Regions from separate parts of the Homo sapiens genome. Here region 1 is linked to region 2. The links are chromatin contacts, found by Hi-C or POLR2A ChIA-PET in ENCODE. All regions are on one chromosome and are shown on one strand. Each heading gives the region's core, a stretch centred on a gene start or an enhancer-like site at or near the end of the contact. The rest is flanking DNA. Distances are from core to core; before and after follow the strand shown.

Region 1 (7,110 bases), core at 4,452-6,951, 130 kb after region 2:
ATATATGAAACCTTATACAACCAAGCCTTTCTGGCCAGGCGCAGTGGCTCATGCCTGTAATCCCAGCACTTTGGGAGGCTGAGGCAGGTGGATCACCTGAGGTCAGGAGTTCAAGACCAGCCTGCCAACAGGGTGAAATCCCCTCTCTACTAAAAATACAAACTAATTTGCCAGGTGTGGTGGTGCACGATTGTAGTCCCAGCTACTTGGGAGGTTGAAGCACGAGAATAGCTTTAACCCGGGAGGCAGAGGCTACAGTGAGCTGAGATCATGCAGCTGCACTCTAGCCTGGGAGACAAGAGCAAAACTCTGTCTCAAAAAAAAAAAAAAAAAAAACAGTAACTTTCTTTTTCTTGAGGCTTTGAAAACGACCTGGTCTGGTCTTTGTTAAATAATGAATGATGTTTAAATAGTAGTTGTCTACAGGAACGAGGCATACTAGAATCTTCTACACTATTTTTTTTTTTTTTGAGACGGAATCTCCCTCCATCACCCAGGCTGCAGTGAAGTGGCACCATCTCAGCTCACTGCAACCTCCGTCTCCCAGGTTCAAGCTATTATCTGGCCTCAGCCTCCCAAGTAGCTGGGATTACAGGCATGTGCCACCATGCCCGGCTAATTTTTTTTTTTTTTTTTTTTTTTTAGTAGAGACGGGGTTTCACCGTGTTAGCCAGGATGGTCTCCATCTCCTGACTAGAGACGGGATTTCACCATATTGGCCAGGCTGGTCTCGAACTCCTGACCTTGTGATCTGTCCACCTCGGCCTCCCAAAGTGCTGGGATTACAGGCGTGAGCCACCATACCTGGCCTTCAGATGTTCTTTCAAGTAGCTAGTCACATTATTTAGCCTTGAAGAAAATTGAAGCTTCTAGAATTTTAGAATCTATAAACTCCTCAATTAAAAGGTCTTTATGAGGAAATCTAAGAAGTTTGAAAGCAGAAGTAACATATTATTCTATAAAGTGACATTAATTCAGGAATATGGAAATGTAGAAAATTATACCTAATGCTCTAAGAACTACATACACAGAAATGAAGAAATAGGTCACAGACTTTGGAATTCTGTTTCACTCTGAGCAGCTTGGGCAAATTTTCTTGGTAGAAGGTGGTGACCTGCTAGATGAAATTTGCTCAGTAATCCACAGTATGGAAGAGCTGAAAAGTCCAGTCCTGTAATAAGCAGTGTGCCTAATGAAAGGTAATTTTACAATCAAGGCCAGGCGCGGTGGCTCATGCCTTTGGGAGCATGAGCACTTTGGGAGACCCAGGAGGGCAGGTCACTTGAGCTCAGGAATTCAAGACCAGCCCGGGCAACATGGTGAAACCCCATCTCTACTAAAAAAATAGAAATTAGCCAGAGGTGGCGGTGCACACCTCTGTAGTCCGAGCTACTTGGGAGGATGACGTAGGAGAATTGCTTGCCCCGGGAGGTTGTGGTTGCAGTGAGCAGAGATCAACAATAAGAACCAGAAACTTCAAGAGCTACGGTCAGAGCTTTAAAAAAGCTTTATTCTCACTAGGAGAAAAAACAGCATTAGATAGAACGTGACTATTAAGTATAGTTTCTTTCTTTTATAGAGCTTTTCAGTATTGAAATTTAATATTATGTTGAATATTATAACCAGTGTTTAAATTTTGGACATTGCCAAATTTAAAATTTAAAAATAGCGCCGGGCATGATGGCTCACACCTATAATCCCTGCACTTTGGGAGACTGAGACAGGTGGATCACTTGAGGTCAGGAGTTTGAGACCAGCCTGAACAACATGGTGAAAGCCCATCTCTACTAAAAATACCAAAAATTAGCCTGGTGTGGTGGCAGGCGCCTGTAATCCCAGCTACTTGGGAGGCCAACACACGAGAATCGCTTGAACCCAGGAGGCGGAGGTTACAGTGAGCTCAGATCACGCCACTGCATTCCAGCCTGGGTGACAGGGTGAGACTCGGTCTCAAAAAAAAAAAAAAAGAAAGAAAATTATTAGAATACATTACATTGCGTAGATACAAAAACTAGGTATTTCTTTAGGAGACTGAGGCGGGTGGGTCACTTGAGGCCAAGAGTGCGAGACTAGCCTGGGCAACGTGGTGAAATGCTGTCCCTACTAAAGAAACAAAAATTAGCCGGGTGTGGTGGTGGGCTCCTGTAATCCCAGCTACTCGGGAGGCTGAGACAGGAGAATCGTTTGAACCCGGGAGGCAGAGATTGCAGCGAGCTGAGATTGCACCACTGCACTCCAGCCTGGGTGACAGAGGGAGACTCCATCTCAAAAAAAAAAAAAAAAAAACAAGGAAAAGAAAAAGAAAAGAAATAAAGAAACAAACTACTGATAGGCATGGTGGTTCACACCTATAATCCTAGAACTTTGGGAGGCTGAGGCAGGAAGATTGCTTGAGCTCAGGAGTTCCAGACCAGCCTGGGCAACATAGGAAGACCTCATCTCTGCTAAAAAAAAAAAAAAAAATTTTTTTTTTTTTTGAGACACACTCGTTGCCCAGGCTGGAGTGCAGTGATGTGATTTCAGCTCACTGCAACCTCTGCCTCCTGGGTTCAAGCAATTCGCCTGCTTCAGCCTCCCAAGTAGCTGGGACTACAGGCACGCACCACCATTCCTGGCTAATTTTTTTTTTTTTTTTGTATTTTTAGTAGAGACAGAGTTTCACTATGTTGGCCAGGATGGTCTCGAACTCCTGGCCTTGTGATTGGCCCTGCCTTGGCCTCCCACAGGCTGGGATTACAGGGGTGAACCACCACACCTGGCCTGCAAAATTTTTTTTTAAATTTGCCAGATATGGTAGTGAGCACCTGCGGTCCCAGCTACTTGGGAGGCTGAGGTGGGAGGATCACCTGAGCCTGGGAGGTCGAGGCTGCAGTGAGCTGTGATCATGCCACTGCACTCCAGCCTGGGTAATAGAGTGAGACTGTCTCAGAAAAGAACCCAACAAACTATTGATACACCTAACAATGTGTATGACTCTCAAAATAATGCTGAGTGAAAGAAGCCAAATAAAAAAAAGAGGCCGGGTGCAGCGGCTCATGCTTGTAATCCCAGCACTTTGGGAGGCCAAGGTGGGTGGATCATGAGGTCAGGAGTTCAAGATCAGCCTGGCCAAGATGGTGAAATCCCATCTCTATTAAAAATACAAAAATTAGCTGGGCGTGGTGGCTGGTGTCTGTAATCCCAGCTACTCTGGAGGCTGAGGCAGAGAATTGCTTGAACCCGGGAGGCAGAGGTTGCAGTGAGCTGAGATCGCGCCATTGCATTCCAGCCTGGGCAACAGAGGGAGACTCCATCACACACACACACACACATACACACACACAAAACACATGTCAAAGATTCTATTCATATAAAATTCTGGAAAATGGAAACTAACCTATAGTGGTAAGTAAGCAGATCAGTGGTTGCCTGTAGATTGGTAGAGGCAAAGGAGGGATGTATAGGTACAGGAGTCAAGGATTACTAAGGGACACAAGGAAACTTTTGGGGGTGGCAGCCATTTTATCTTGATTGTAATGTGAAAGTTGTTAGAATTGAGATTTAACACTAGGAGTCACTAGTGTTTAAAAAAAAAAATAGAGCCAGGGAAGGCTTGTATGTCTCATAACAGAAGCTATCACAAAAGACCCTTGAAAAAACACAACCTTGCAAAAAAGCCATCACAAACTTACACAAAAAATTCATCTGCAAAGACATCTACCAAGCAACTGCCTGTCCAACCTCAGCCAGGCAACACCCTTGTTAAGGATTTTTATAGCCAAGGATATCATTTCAAAACAATGATGTAATCCTCTTCATTTTTTCCTTTGAAAACCTTTCTCCTCTGTCTTTTTCCTTTTTCTTTTTTTTTTTTTTTTTTTTGAGACAGAGTCTTGCTCTGTCACCCAGGCTGGAGTGCAGTGGTGTGATCTCAGCTCACTGCAACCTCTGCCTCCTGGGTTTGATTCTCCCGCCTCAGTCTCCCCGGTAGCTGGGATTACAGACATGCACCACCATCCCCGGCTAATTTTTGTATTTTTAGTAGAGACAGGTTTTCGCCATGTTGACCAGGCTCGTCTCGAACTCCTGGCCTCATGTAATCCACCCACTTCAGTCTCCCAAAGTGCTGGGATTGCAGGCATGAACCACCGCATCCAGCCAAAACCTTTGTCTTTCTTTACCTATTCAATACATATACATAGTTTACTGTGGCACACATATTCCCATTGCAATGCGTAACTCCTGAATAAATCTCTTTTTCTTTTAGAGAGCCTCTTTCTCTTTATTATTTAGATTGACAGTGGTAATGATCTTATTGGTGTATACATATGTCAAACTTTATCAAGTTTGTACTTCAAATATGTGCAGTTTATTGTATATCAATTACTTCATTTAAGCTGTTTTTTAAAATGTTCATTACGTTTTCCTGTGTAAAATGGAAATTCGTGTGACTATTTATAACTTTTTCCAACTTGTTCTGTCTCTGTTAAAACAAATCTGTTGTATTCAGCTTCCAGCTCAGACAGAAAACTGGTACCAGATTTCCCTTAGTGCTGTAAACAACTAGAAAACTGCATGAAGTATACAAAACAACTGCTGTTCATACATGGTATATGTGTTTGCTAGAGCTGCCATAACAAAATACCAGACTAGTGGCTTAAAAAACAGAAATAGGGGCCAGGCGCGGTGGCTCACACCTGTAATCCCAGCACTTTGGGAGGCTGAGGCGGGTGGATCACAAGGTCAGGAGATCGAGGCCATCCTGGCTAACATGGTAAAACCCCGTCTCTACTAAAAATACAAAAAATTAGGCGGGCGTGGTGATGGGCGCCTGTAGTCCCACCTACTCAGGAGGCTGAGGCAGGAGAATGGCATGAACCTGGGAGGCGGAGCTTGCAGTGAGCCGAGATCATGCCACTGCACCCCAGCCTGGGCAACAGAGCGAGACTCCGTCTCAAAACAAAACAAAACACAACAAAAAAAAACAGAAATAGGCCGGGTGCAGTGGCTCACGCCTGTAATCCCAGCACTTTGGGAGGCCGAGGAGGAGTCAGATCACTTGAGGTCAGGAGTTCGAGACCAGCCTGGCCAACATGGTGAAACCCTGTCTCTACTAAAAATACAAAAATTAGCTGGGCATGGTGGCAGGCGCCTGTAATCCCAGCTACTCAGGAGTCTGAGGCAGGAGAATCGCTTGAACCTGGGAGGCAGAGGTTGCAGTGAGCTGAGATTGTGCCACTGCACTCCAGCCTAGGCAAAAGAGTGAGACTCCATTTCAGAAAAAAAAAAAAAAAAAAAGCCAGGAGTGTATTTTCTCACAGTTCTTGAGTGTAGAAGATCAAGATGGCAGTGTTGGCAGGTTTAATTTCTTCTGAGGTCTTTCTCCTTGGCTTGCAGAGGGCAGTCTACTTGCTGTGTCCTTTCCTGGTCCTCATGTGGTCCACTCATCCATGGTGATTCTTCCTTTTCTCATAAAGATATTAGCCGTAATGGAGTAAGGCCTCACCCGTATGCCTTCATTTTACCTTAATTATTTCTTGAAAGGCCCTATCTACAAATATAGTCACATTCTGAGATACACTAGGGGTTAAGACTTCAATTGGATTTTTGGGGGACACAATTCAGTCCATAACACATTGCAAAATAGGCTATACAGGATTGTGATTCTTGAAAAAAGGGTAGTAAATGAGGCAAGCACCTCTGCACTCCAGCCTGGGTGAAAGTGAAACTCATGATTGTCACATGCTGTCTGCCTGGAAGCTTTATCTGATCCATGGTGTAGAGAAGAGGACCCAAACAAGAGCGTGGAGTTCTTGCTGCATTGAGGAGACAGAGTTCAGAGTTTTTTTTTTTTTTTTTTTTTAGACAGAGTCTCCAGTTGCCCAGGCTGGACTGCAGTAGCAGCACAATCTCAGCTCACTGCAACCTACACCTTCCAGGTTCAAGTGATTCTCCTGCCTCAGCCTCCTGTGTAACTAGGATTACAGGCACGCGCCAGCACACTTGGCTAATTTTTGTATATTTAGTAGAGACGGAGTTTCACCATGTTGGTCAGACTGGTTTCAAATTCCTGACCTCAGGTGGTCCACCCACCTCGGCCTCCCAAAGTGCTGGGATTACAGGCATGAGCCACTGAGCCCAGCCAGAGATTGGAGTTTGATAAGGCTGAAGCAGCTGGAACTTGTGGAACAAAATACTAAAAAGAAGGGAGCTATACAGAAAAAGAATCTGCATAAAATTTATTTGGAGTTATTGGCAGAATACTAAATTGTGCAAGTATAGAACAAGACTCCACAAGGTCAGAGAAAAAACAACTATTGAAAAAGGAACAACAACTAGAGAGTTTTATGTTGGACAATTCCTAGAGCTTACAAGGGCTGGGGAGACATTCACATTCTGACTATTCTGAATAGAAGAACCTTGTTATACACCTAAGGCATCCAGTGGAAATACTAGAATTAGGCCTAGAGAAAAAGTCACTCCAGACTTGCTCTATCAAATCTAATTGCCTGCCAAAACAAAACTAATTACTCTTAAAAGTAAGACATTCGACAACATGATATTCACAATGTCCAGGATCTAGTGAAAAATTATTAGACATGTCAAGGAGCAGGAAAATGTGAACCACAGCAGTAGAAAAAATCAGCTAATAGAAAAAAAAAAAAAAAGGTCGGGCATGGTGGCTCACACCTATAATCCCAGCACTTTGGGAGGCTGAGGTGGGAGGATCATTTGAGGTCAGGATTTCAAGACCAGAGTGGCCAACATGGCAAAATCCCGTCTCTACTAAAAATACAAAAATTAGCTGGCCGTGGTGGCATGCACCTCTAATCCTAGCTACTAGGGAGGCTGAGGCAGGAGAATCACTTGAACCCAGGAGGCAGAGGTTGCAGTGAGCCAAGATCATGCCACTGCACTCCAGCCTGGGCAACAGAGCAAGACTCCCTCTTGAAAAAAAAATTAAAAAAAAAAAGTTAAAGTTCTAAGTCAAAAAAGAAAAAAGAATACAATATGTGTTTAGTTTTATAAACATAATATAGTAATATATATTAATATAACTATAATAAATGGATTTTAAAATATAAATATATTTTTTAAAGAAAAATAAAAATAAGGCCAGGCACGGTGGCT
Region 2 (6,865 bases), core at 3,771-6,270:
GATGGCCAGATTAGTATAATCAGTATGAAGACAAAATTCATTGACCTGTAGATACCATAATAAAAGTGATTGCACTATACAATTAAAAAAAAGAGAGAGAGAACAGCTCATTCTACTTGTGAGTGAGAAACTTCATCTTAAAAGAGGACAAAATTTTGCCAGCCTACCTAGCTTATTTCTTCTTCCACCGGCACAAGAAATGGCAGGTGCAAAGGCAGGGAAATAAAATGCAACCGAGTTTTAGAAGATAGTTTTGAGTGAACTGCAAATAGCTGGCAGCAGCATAGATTTGAAAAGGTGGAAACAATGAATGATGACACTGGAGAGGGAAACAAAGGCCTAAACATGGATGGTTTGGATGTCACATTGAAAGATCTTTGCTTCATCACACTGGAGGAAACAGGGTCTTTAAAGGGAGAAATATCACTCGATCTATACAGTACAATGGCATCACTGTAGAGTGTTTTGATGGGATATGTGACTGAAGGAAGGAGAATAGGTAGGAAACTATTATAAAAGTCCAAATGAAAAATAATGAAATAGTTCAGGCATGATGGCTCATGCCTGTAATCCCAGCACTTTGGGAGGCCAAGGCAGGAGGATTGCTTGAGGTCAGGAGTTCAGGACCAGCCTGGGCAACATAAGGAGACCCCGTCTCTACAAAAACTAGCTGGGTGTGGTGGAGCATGTTTGTGGTCAGCTACCTGGGAGGCTGAGATGGGAGGATCGTTTAGAGTGCAGTGGCCATACTCACACCACTGCACTCCAGTATGGGCAACAAAGTGAGACCCTGTCTCAAAAAAAGGAAACAAAAAAAAGAGAGAGAGAAATAATGAAATATAGAAGAACATCATGGGTCAGATACAAAAAATATTTAAAAGCTAAAAACCACAAAACCTGGCAAAGAAATGGTTACTTTAGGCAGAGAAAGAGTAAGAATTTACCATCTGGAGGGAAAACAAGTAGCATGGATGCCACCATCCCCCACTCCACATCTAACAGACACTACCTCAGAACTCTTCTTAGCCCAGCACTCTAGCAAGGCATAGAGTTCATGAGTGAAACAAAACCTACCTGACATCCCTGTCTTCTTATGATACTGCCTGTGGCTGGGCATGGTGGCTTACAACCATAATCCCAGCACTTTGAGAAGCCGAGGTGGGCAGAGCACTTGAGGTCAGGAGTTTTGAGACCAATCTGGCCAACATGGCGAAACCCAGTCTCTAACAAAAATATAAAAAATTAGCCAGGCGTGGTGGCGCACACCTGTAATCCCAGCTACTCAGGAGGCTGAGGCAGGAGAATCGCTTGAACCTGGGAGGCGGAGGTTGCAGTGAGCCAAGATCGCGCCACTGCACTCCAGCCTGGGAGTGACAGAGCAAGACTCCATCTCAAAAAAAAAAAAGGAATGATACTGCCTGTGAGATGGTGTGAAAAATAAAATTGTTTTTTATTATTTTAAAATATAATTGCTTTGCTGATACAATAAAGTCAATAACTTTGAGTGTAAAGCGAAAGAACTGTCCCAGAAGAAAAATTCCTTGCCAAAACAACTAACTCATCTCTCCCATTGATTTTATTTTATTTTTTTTTGAGACGGAGTCTCACTCTGTCACCCAGGCTAGAGTGCAGTGGCGCAATCTTGGCTCACTGCAAGCTCCGCCTCCTGGGTTCACGCCATTCTCCTGCCTCAGCCTCCCAAGTAGCTGGGACTACAGGCGCCCACCACCACGCCCAGCTAATTTTTTGTATTTTTTGTAGAGACGGGGTTTCACCGTGTTAGCCAGGATGGTCTCGATCTCCTGACCTCGTGATCTGCCTGCCTTGGCCTCCCAAAGTGCTAGGATTACAGACGTGAGCCACTGTGCCCAGCCTCCACATTGATTTCCGTGCTCTCCATTCTGGGTCCCTATGGGGTAGCCAGAATGATCTTTCCAAACACAAATCTGTTTCATCTTACTTTCTCACTTAAAACCCTACAATTGGCCAGGTGTGGTGGCTCACGCCTGTAATCCTAGCACTTTGGGAGGCTGAGGTGGGTGGATCACCTGAGGTCAGGAGTTTGAAACCAGCCTAGCCAACATGGTGAAACCCCGTCTCTACTAAAAATACAAAAAATTAGCCAGGCGTGGTGGCAGGCGCCTATAATCCCAGCTACTGGGGAGGCTGAGGCAGGAGAATCACTTGAACCCGGGATGTGAAAGTTGCAGTGAGCCACCAAGATTACAACATTGCAGCAAAACTCCATCTCAAAACAAAAACAAAAAACCCTATAATGGCTATCTACTGCTCTTAGGATAAAAACCAAAATTTATAACAAGGTCTGCTACGTCCTACATAATCCAGCCTTAAACTATATATACAGCCTTATCATAGAGAAGCAGAATAGCACAAGTTCTGGAGTCTGACCACCTGGATTTGAATCCAGTCTTTGTCATTTACTACTAACTGTGATCTGTGGTAAACTATTTGGCTTTTTTGAGCTTTGGTTTCCTCATCTGTAAAATGGGGATAATAATATGGTGGTAAGAATGGTGCCTGACACACTCTTAAGCATATATAAATATTAAGTTAATAATGTCACATATGATTATGATATAATATATACTACATACTGATATACTAATGCCAGCTATTTTTATTGTTGTTGTTTTAATCATTATCATCATCACCATTTTCATACCTTTTCTGTTCCAGGCTCACTGTTCCTGCAGGTCTTAAAAAGAACCATGCATCTTTCCAACTCAGGGCTTTCCTATTCACAGTTCCCTCTGTCTGTAATACTCTTCTCCATACCCTTTGCCTAATCAATTCATTCTTCATAATTCAGCTTACACATCCTTCCCTTAGAGAGGCCTTCCCTAGCCATCCCCAGGCAGACCACAACCAAAACTAGGTCAGATTCCCCATTTTAGGCTTTTCTTCCAGAGTACTTGTCATAGTTTGTAATTATATATATTACTTGACCAATACTTTTGTAATCTCTGCCTCCTCTACTAACATATAAGCTCTACAAGGGAAGGGACTAAGCTGACTTTGCTCAATCCTGGATCCCCAGAGACTAGCACAGACCACAAATTCTTAACAGAATAAAGGAAAGTACTACCAGATACAAGAGAATTTTTTTTAAGTGACAAGTATGGAAAAATGGTAAATATATTACTTTCCTTCCACACACAAAAAAATCATGTAGTTATAGCTTTCATTCAAAGAGCAAAAAACCAGCCAGGAATGGTGGCTCATGCCTGTAATCCCAGAACTTTGGGAGGCCAAGGTGGGTGGATTGCTTGAGCTCAGGAGTTTGAGACCAGCCTGGGAAACATGGCCAAACCCCGTCTCTACCAAAAATACAAAAAAATAGTTGAGCATGTTGGTGTGTGCCCTGTGGTCCCAGCTACACAGGAGGCTGAGGTGGGAAGATCACTTGAGCCTGGGAGGTGGAGGCTGCAGTGAGCTAAGGAGATCGCACCACTGCACTACACCCTCAGCGACAGCGAGAGCCTGTCTCAGTTTGGGTTATTTTAAACTTACAAACCAGAAGCCGTTTAACTAAAATTTTTCAGTTGACCAGATGGAAAAGAAGGAATTTTTTTAAATTTTTAAATGAAGATGAAATGCTTACTTGAGCATTGTCTGGTTCTTCTTTAATTTTGTCCAGAAGCTCCTGCTGTGGTACCACTGCTTTGCCACATTCACCATCCAAAGGTTCTTTCATTCTAATTTTTTACCTCAAAGAGTGTCTCAGGCTCAAACGAATAGATTTCTTCTTGGTAATGGATAGTTGGACACCTAAAATACATACTCAGGCTTATTCTTTTTTCTTCAGGCTTATCTATATGAAAGAAAAACTTTGTGTTGAGTGCATGAGGCTTCACGGCTCGGCATTTGAAAAACAACTCTTCTGGGGCCACAACTAACTTTTTTCTTTCTTCCTGCTTTCTGTTCCTTCAGTAGCTACATAAGAAAACAGTTTTGGGGCAACAGCTCCCACTTCTCTAATATCTTTAAAGACACACAACACACTCTGGTTTTTTCCTATGTTGAAGGTTATTGAAGGGAATTAGACCAGCAGACCAAGACGTGGGAGGAAGTAATAAACTCTGAGAAGAACGGACTCAAGAAATAGTTTCTGACCCCATAAGAATCAGTACTTAGAGGCCCACGTCGGCTTTTATTTCTCAAAGAGGGGCACAACAACCTCCCGGCCCTGACCTATAACTCAACCTTCACTGGAAGCCTCCCTAAGGGCCCCATTTCTCGGCCTAACGCTAGATGTGAGCTCAAGATGCCATCCATCGCAGGCGAACAACAGGAACGCCCTTACTGAAAGTGAGTCACCTGCCTCTTTCAAGGTCTCCGTGTGAGGGGTGGGGGGCATCAAGCCCCTCAGAGCCCCGCTTCACAATCGCCTTCCTGTAGAAAAGAAACTCAATTGGCCATTCAGTAAATTCCCTTCCCCTAAAAGTCAAAGAACTAAACGGGACGAATTAAACCTAAAACAAAAAGCTCTTCAAAGTTGTCTTTATCCGAATAGTCCGGGATGGAAACGGACAACTGGTTGAAAAGCCTGTTCCAAAGAAGAAATGAGAACTTTTGCGCACTCGCCACAAAATATCTACGGGCGCTCATCCCTCCTCTGAGAACCGCACGCTTTCCGAAATTCTCCTTCCCACCAAGAATTCCCACTCCCATCATTGAGGACTAACGAGGCAATGTGGTCTCCGACTGAGAGCGGTGGACTAGCCAGTGAATGTCAACGCGTCCCTAAGGCGATATCCGCAGCCGCCCCAGCCGCGTAGCCCACCTGGCACCGCCCCCGCCGCAACGCCTCGTCACGTGGTGTGGCCTCCGCCCCGCCGTCCCGCCCACTACCACTGCGGCCGCACCCACCTTCTGTCGCCTCCCTGCTACCGGAGGAGCACTGGAATAGGAACCAAGTCCTCTGCATCTAGACAGGGATTATTTTCTCTTCTGGAATTCCGCCTGATCCATCCCAACGCAACGACCGGCCAACCACGCCTGCGCAGCCTTGGTCTCCGCCCTCTTTTCCCGTCAGGCTCCGGACCTGAGCTGAGTAGAACTTCCCAGCATTCCTCTTTCCTCAATTATGGTTCACTTCTTAAAGAGACCGAGGCTCAATAGTGAAAAGGTGGAGATGGCGTTAGAAGGCGCTGTAAGTGCTCTATAGCATTCTTTTTTTTTTTTTTTTTTTTTTTTTTTTTTTTTTTTTTTTTTGGAGACAGAGTATCACTGTGTTGCCCAGGCTGGGGTGCAGTGGCACAATCTCGGCTAACTGCAACCTCCGCCTCCTGGGTTGAAGCGATTCTCCTGCCTCAGCCTCCCGAGTAGCTGGGCTTACAGGCACGTGCCACCACACCTAGCTAATCTGTAGCATCCTTTAGTGCCCATTTCCTGAAAGGTGGCCTACTGAGAGAGCATGATATTAAATAATACTTGGCTTGCTGAGCACTTCACATGCACCATCCCACTTAATCCTCACCATTTAACCCTAAGAGGTATAATTTTTTAATCTCTTGAGATATAAATGAAAAAACTTGCTCAAAATTGAGATTTGGTTTTTTTAATTCAACATTGTTTCACAGATACGTGTATGATTTGTGACTGTTCATTCATTTTGACTGCTGTATAGTATTCTATTTTATGAATATGATACAATTTTAATCATCTACTACTGATGGACATTTGAGTTGTTTCCAATTTGTGGCTATTAGGAATAATGCTTCTGTGAACATTCTTGTCATTGGTGATGTTAAAAGACAAAATTACAACAAATTTAATTTAAATATCTCAATTAGCTTTATTTGTGATTCTAGAATCTGGCAGCACTTCATTCCATAAAATAGAACAAGTGTTCCAATGAGCTGAGCAGAAGAGGTAGGTTTTATAGACAGAGAAGGGCTGGAGAAAGCAGAAGTAAAGAACAAAAAACAGATTGGTTCATTTCAAAGTAACTTTCCAAAAAATAAATAAATAAGTTAATTTCCTTGTAAAGCAGAACCAAGAAACAAAACAATAGAGAAATAACTGATTGGTTAACATCAGGTAACTTCAGTTTATCTTTTTTTGGTAACGATTAAAGCAGAAGAAATTTCATTATTATGCTAATTGAAACTGGCACTCAGGGGAAATTAGACTCTTATTATCTCTTTTTCCTGACTTTTCAGAACTTCAAATAACAACGTAGTTTCCATTTGATGACATGGAACCTCAGTGTGAGTGACTCCATTTTGATTTTTAGTCTGGTTCATTGAGACCTACTGCAGGAGCTTAGCCCGAAACAATGGCCTACAAGTTTTATTTAACAGTGATACATATGCACACATTTCTGTTGGGTTCATACCTAAAAGTGAAATTGCTTGTTATGTATATGTAAAATTTAGGTAGATAATCTCAGGCAATTTTAGAAAATGGTGGTTTCAGTTTATACTCCCTTCAGCCATGTATGAGAGTTTCAGTTTCCCAACATCCTTGCCAATAATTACTGCTGCATATCTTTTTAATTATAACCATTCTGATGGGGGCATAGTGGTATCTCACTGTGGTTTTAATTTGCATTTCCCAGATTATTAATGAGGATGAGCCCATTTTCTTGTTCCTTGGGTATCTGGATATCCCCCATAAGTGCCTGTTCAAGTCTCTTGCTCATTTTTGTATTGGATTGACATTTTCTTATGGGCATATATTTTAGATATGAATCCTGCTATGGTTTGAATGTATGTGTCCCTTCAAAATTCATATATTGGAACTTAAACATTAAGGCGATGGTATAAGAAGTGGAGCCTTTGGGAGGGGTTAGGCTATGAGGACTCCATCCTCATGAATGGGATTCATGCCCTTACAAAAG

Evidence for each region. Hi-C counts contacts between places; a loop is a spot of excess contacts on that map. ChIA-PET counts read pairs that join two places held with the same protein, here RNA polymerase II (POLR2A). Pooled maps may share reads with other maps.
Region 1: a pooled map shows a loop between it and region 2 (2.3-fold over the local background). The contact joins the enhancer-like site here to the promoter of ZMYM6 in region 2. A Hi-C loop is called at or near these places in 4 of 168 maps with a recorded cell type or tissue (IMR-90, MCF 10A, endothelial cell of umbilical vein and 1 more), 5 of 37 single-sample maps with no recorded cell type and 7 of 50 pooled maps. POLR2A ChIA-PET finds 5 or more read pairs at or near these places in 4 of 52 experiments (BJ, HEK293T, Panc1 and 1 more).

Annotation. Positions count from the first base shown.
Region 1 is chr1:35,156,735-35,163,844 of GRCh38, forward strand. No RefSeq gene overlaps it. Among named protein-coding and RNA genes, the nearest start is that of SFPQ, 33 kb to the right of the region's middle. Within about 2 kb of position 5,702, at least 2 of the 41 ENCODE cell types and tissues checked have a DNase peak (open chromatin) inside an H3K27ac peak, as active enhancers do.
Region 2 is chr1:35,026,925-35,033,789 of GRCh38, forward strand. It overlaps ZMYM6 (zinc finger MYM-type containing 6), which reads right to left and starts at 5,021. Exons shown (of 16, transcript NM_007167.4): 1 at 4,891-5,021; 2 at 3,623-3,789. The coding sequence starts at 3,715. It overlaps LOC124903990 (a long non-coding RNA gene), which reads left to right and starts at 5,796. Exons shown (of 2, transcript XR_007065739.1): 1 at 5,796-6,233. RefSeq lists enhancers at 4,323-4,849, 4,850-5,374, 5,031-5,210 and a silencer at 4,741-4,860.